2 separate regions of the Homo sapiens genome follow, and region 1 is linked to region 2. Evidence: read pairs that join two places in POLR2A ChIA-PET (ENCODE). Cell type or tissue: OCI-LY7. All regions are shown on one strand. Links, peaks and the distances in the headings refer to the core of each region. The heading gives the core; the rest is flanking DNA.

Region 1 (2,923 bases), core at 142-2,641, 120 kb before region 2:
CAAGAAATCAAGAAGTTAAGCAAATTGGCCAACCAGAGAGTCTCAGTGTCTCCATCTTTAAAATGGGACTAATATCACCAAACTGAGGGGGTCCATGTGGGTTAATTGCGTAGGGAGAGTGGCTAAAAGAAAATAATATTCTTTTATTCCTAATAATGAAAAGGTAGTTTACCCTTTCTGAAAGTGGTTCAATATTCAGCTTTAATGAGAAACCAAAATCTTGTTAAACGGTCTCCCTTCTGCTTGAGATCTGACACCCTGGCATCTGGCTGACGGAAATGTGATCTCATCAGACACCTGTGTTAAGGCCTGAGGTTTATGCTGACTCAGTTGTTCTAATCCAGCTAAATATTTAATGTGTGTCTAGCTCACATTACCTCCTCAGCCCCAAGTTAGTTTATGCTTCATCGCAATCAAATCCCATTCTTCCTTTACTAAAAGAGCTTTCTTGCAGAGCAGAATACTTGGGGGCATTAAGTAATATAGAATTGTGCTTCTCAAGACCAACAGATCCAATACCCGCTTTGTATCAAATATTATGTAACATTCTCTTTATTATATAGTAATGAAATATAGATAGTACAACTTACCTGTACACATAATTGTATAAAAAGACAGTGAAGCCCTGAGCATAATTATAGTAGAAAGGAGAAATAAAAGCAAAGCAATCTATAGTAAAATACAATATATTGTAATTGCTCAGGTCTGGCTTTCCTAGCAAATGTAATAATGTAATCAAATGTTTGCATGTACTTAAAATGAATAAATGTGTATGAAGAGAAGGACAAAAAATTTATTAAAGGTTTTTCTTTACATTTGACATTTTGAAATAAGAGCTGCAGAAGTACTTATACATGGAAGGTACTCCCTTGTGGGACTGCAGTGACAGCCACAGATGCAGGTGTGTCCAGGTGTTTGGGGCTGGAGATGACTCAAATTCTTGGAAAGGCATTGCCATTGTGATAGGGTTTTTCCAAAAGAAGAGCAATACTTGGTAAAGGAGTAATTCTTCCCTTGATTCACATAATTGTTGCATTTGATTCAGTGTATGTGAAACTAGGTGAATATACTTTGTTTTTATATGTAAAATGACACAAAGTTCAAATAATAAACAGGCCTATCATCTACACAAATGTCCAGCAGCACATTCAGAAGTGAGTTTGGGACTCTTCCAGGTACTGCAGAAGTACCACCCATCATACTGATAATCCCAAACACCCCACAGAGTTCCCAGACACCCCCTAGGGGTCAGCATCCACTGTGTTTAGAACACTGATGGAGAGGCTTGGATGTTAACGTGGCCCAGGGGAAAGTCAAAGCTTCTGCCTCTGCTTCTGTGTCTCTGATGACCATGCAGGTAACAGCTGGGATATGATTCTGAGCACTCACTACCTGCTGGCCATGGTGGTAGCTGTTCTCCCTACACCATTAACCCACATGGACCCCTTTGGGTTGGTGATATTAGTCCCATTTTAAAGATGGAGACACTGAGACTCTCTGGTCGGCCAATTTACTTCTTGATTTCTCACCTTTCTAATCTATCAGAAGAGGAGCATAACCTCTATGCATTTTCAATAGAGGAGGAGAAAAGATAGTGCGTAGAAGTATTTCTATTACAATGGGAAATCTCGGTGTAGATTTATCTGTGAAGCAGGAAGTAATTATAGAGTACTCCTCTGTTGTGTGTGGTCAGAGGGGATGTCCAATGGTGGTTATCAGGAAGCATAAAGGGGTCTATGTTTTCATAGTGCAACCTGGAGGTGACTTGTGTGATCAGTTGGGGTTTAAAAAGTTCCTGTTCTGACAAAAGTAGAGAAAATGCAGATGGTACTGATGGGCTCTTAGAGTGAACCTCTGCAGGAGGACAGGTCGCGCAGCCTCGGGAACCAGCCTCGCCCACTGTGGAGCTGCTGGCCACACAGCACATGCAGCCTGCAGGACAGCACACCCTCTGAAAAGCCAACTGCTCTCTAAAGGCTGGCTACTGAGGAAGCTCTGTGACCTGAGTGAGCTGAGGAGCGGGTGACTGAGAGACCACCACCCAGAGTGAGCACGGCTGTGGACCCACGTGGTGTTCTCAGAATCTCTGTTTTAGTTTCTCATCAGGGCTTTGGTGAAAGGCACTGGAGGTTGATATTATAACCCACTGAAGCCCCTCACTGAGTGTGTGTGTGTGTGTGTGTGTGTGTGTGTGTGTGTGGTGGGTTGTGGGGGAGGTGAGAGAGAGAGAGAGGAGAGAAGGATGAGAAGATGTTCTAGTTGAATGAGGCACACTTGGATCAGAGCAGAGGACCCTCTTTGCTGGAAAGGGAGAAGATCCCTTGCTAGGGATTCAGCTTGGTTTTATTTCCTTCTACTTACTCCTCTCTTGGCTCCAGCCAGCAGAGCTATACCCAGGAGAATCACAGTTAAACAGAAAAGCAAACATTTTGATTAAGAGCTGGAAAGTCCCCACTGCCTACCCTCTCTTCAGGAGCCCAAGCACAAAGGCTGGGGAAGAGCAGCCACAAGAGGGGAAGGCGGGTGCAGGGAAAAGAGGCTACTGGTGAGCCCTACATCCATCACAGGGGGACCCCCAGGTGCATTTGGGCCTGTGACAGCCAAGCTGAGTGATGCCCTGAATGAAGGTGTGTCCCCTCCAGCCTGAGGAGCTGTCTGTGGGATCTGAAGGGACAAGCAGCCCAGGCTACCATGACAGCACCACAGTTTCAAGTCGAGGAGGCTGGGGAAGCCCTGGGGTGCCCAGATGTGCCCCGTCTGCTGGCTCCAGAGATGGGCCAAGATGGCCAGGCTTTGACTTTTGGAGGATAGTGAGCAGCCCACGTATGTTGGGATGTCAAAGGAGGGCATCTCAAGGTGATGTTTGTGGAGAGAATGGCTCTGCAGGCCTGGGCTTCCTCCTAATCTGGGCATGCAGAGGTTC
Region 2 (2,923 bases), core at 91-2,590:
TGTACTGTTGTGCAACAAATATTTACTCTTCCCTTCCCCAGCATGAGCCCAGTGCACTGCCTTACCCTAGTCCTCTGGGATTTGCTTTGGCTGGGGGAATGTGAGTGAACATGACCTGAGTGTATCCCAGCACAGTTTGGAATGTGCTAGATGGCTAGGTTCAGCCTCTTGCCCTCCAGCTCTCCCTCATAGGAAGAGCATGTGCAGGAAGCCACTGTTTCTCCAGCTTGGGCCATGCTCCTGGAAGCTTGGATGGCTCTTACTATGCCAGCTTGATGCCTTGACTCAGCTGTGTCTGACTTTGTCAAGAATTGTTGGAAATGATGACCATCTGAAACATCAGAATTTTATTGTGCATGGCAACAATAAAAAAAAACATGAAATAGATTTTCTTTTGGTATAAGAATAAATATGACAGTGGACAGATATTTTGATATTCAGTCCTGAAGCTGTTAGTGTTTGTTTTCTCAGAAACATGAAACAATAGGTATGAAAGGCTTTTCTGCTTGGAAAGGAGAAAATGCAGTTAAAGAAAAACAGTACCATTTTAAATCATAGTTCTCTCTATATTGATGCAGCTTGAAGGGTGAAAATAAATTTCGCAAACTGGAATCTTGAAGGATGGTAATAAGCTAGATCAGAATATAGAAATATTTGCAGAATAGTAGATATTTAGACATCATTGAGTGCAACCCTCTCATCTACATATAATAAGAAAAGGGTTAATACTAAATATGAACTATTGTTTATCTCCCTATACACCTACCCACTCATCTATTCATCCATCTGTGGTTCCAATCATTTATGTATTCAACAGCCATTCACCTACAGTCCACGTGTGCCCGACACTGTGCTAAGTGTGGAGGACACAGAGGTCAATCAGATGCAGAATTGCCTTCAGGAAGAATAGCGTCAAGCAGTGGAGATAATAACTTTACAGTAAATCCCACACAGTGCTATAGATGTTTCCTGGATGCCTCGGCAGGGCTCCATTGGGAGACTGGAACGGAGTCCACGGTGTTCCTATAAAGATGTCTAGATCTTAGGTAAAGAGACTCCGTTTTGTACTTTTTCTTCAGACCCCACAGCAGTCGGCGCTGTGGAGCACAGGGAAGTGGCAGGTGATTAAAAATACTTGGTATGGAAGCAATTAAATCTTCTCCCATGGTTATTTCATTTTAGGGACACGACCAGCTCAGCCCTGTGGCCGTCTCCACCTGGTTCCATGTCACAGCCCCTTGATACATCTGGGCAACACTTTCTGATCTGTTTCTACCCGCCAAAACCAAGCCTGGTACATTCAGCCATTCTCTCTCAATCTCTCTCTCTCCTGTTCTTTTAATTTTACCTCTACTAATGAGTGTTTGAGACAACAGTAAACTCTTCTATAGTTTATAGCAATTCAGTCTATTTCAATTCTAGCCTTAGTTTCCTCCCTCAACTACCATTCAGACTGGCATACATCTATCATCTCTATGTCATCGTGAGAATTGTATGAGTTTGTTCATGTAAAGCACTAAGAACAATGTCTGACAAATAGTGGGCTCTCAACAGTTTTTTTTTATTAGCTAGTGTATCTTTGAGTACTTTTATGAAAATTTCTGAATAACAAATTCTGAAAAATCAAATTGCTGAGTGAAAGGGTAATAAATTTGAAATACAGAAAGATATTTGCTAATTGGCAATTTTCACTCCCACTTCCATAGAATATGAAAGTCCTTATTTCACCATCGCATGTCAATAGAGTATTGTATTAATCTGTAAAATATTAAAAATCCAATGTATGAAAAATAGCATCTTATAGCTAGCTTAATTTGTATTTTATTTTTTTATTTTTTATTTTTATTTTTATTTTATTTTATTATTATTATACTTTAAGTTTTAGGGTACATGTGCACAACGTGCAGGTTTTGTTACATATGTATACATATGCCCTGTTGGTGTGCTGCACCCATTAACTCGTCATTTAGCATTAGGTATATCTCCTAATGCTATCCCTCCCCGCTCCCCCCACCCCACAACAGTCCCCGGTGTGTGATGCTCCCCTTCCTGTGAAAAGCAAGCCTGCATACCTACTAGATCTATTCATATATAGCCTATTTGTGCTTTGTTTGTGAATGACCTGTTTAGGTTCTTTGCACACTTCTCTTTTTTGTTGATTCTCTATATTCTGATTGATTTACTGTAGTTATTTGTATATTGTGTATAACAATTTAACTGTTACATATGCAAATATTTTCTTCCTGTCATGGTCTTTTGACTATTCGCTACTGATCTCACTCTTTATACTACTTCCATTTATTTTTAGGATTGGACAGGGCATCAACCATGCAGCCAAGAACATTTATAAACACTTGACCACAATATTAAGAAAATTAGTTTGAGGTTATAGAAGAACTAATGTGGCAGGAAGACTTGAAGGGCTAAAAGTCTATAGAAAGGAGAAGCACAGAAAAGTAGTTCTGACATTTGGTATCACTTTGTCTCCAGAGGCATTTTCTCATAAACAAATGGTGGCTGAGAAAGCTGAGAAGAGATGATGACAATCTTTTGAGGCTGGGGAGAAAAATGAAGTTCACAACTCAGCAAAGAGGATGGGCTCTGGTAAGTGCCTCAGCATTTAGATGAGGTCTCTGACTTACCAACATTCATGTGATACATTTGTTATGATAAACCAATATAGATGCATTATTATGAACTATAAGTCCATAGCAATATGAAGGGTCACCCCTTGTATTATATAGTCTATGGGTTTTGACAAGTGCATAATATCATGTACCTGCCATTACAATGTCACGAAAAATAGTCCCACTGCCCTGAAAATCCCCTATGTTTCACCTATTCATCCTCCTCCTTCCCTGAGTCCTTGAAAACCATAGATCTCTTTTTGTTGTTTCTATAGTTTTGCTTTTTTCTAGAATGT

What was found. Peaks named below come from ENCODE experiments on the same cell type or tissue, not always from the same donor. Only the 100,000 strongest peaks of a DNase experiment are listed, where the experiment ranks them.
Region 1: POLR2A ChIA-PET joins it to region 2 with 5 read pairs; 2 of 35 experiments call an interaction of 5 or more read pairs at or near these places.

What each region holds. Positions count from the first base shown.
Region 1 is chr2:126,748,108-126,751,030 of GRCh38, reverse strand. No RefSeq gene overlaps it. Among named protein-coding and RNA genes, the nearest start is that of GYPC, 93 kb to the right of the region's middle. In OCI-LY7, for the core only: CTCF peaks have their summits at 1,040 and 1,244; a DNase peak (open chromatin) is centred at 1,250.
Region 2 is chr2:126,632,631-126,635,553 of GRCh38, reverse strand. LOC105373602 (a long non-coding RNA gene) reads left to right here and starts at 1,199. Exons shown (of 3, transcript XR_001739693.1): 1 at 1,199-1,294; 2 at 2,491-2,604. In OCI-LY7, for the core only: a CTCF peak has its summit at 1,092; a DNase peak (open chromatin) is centred at 1,073.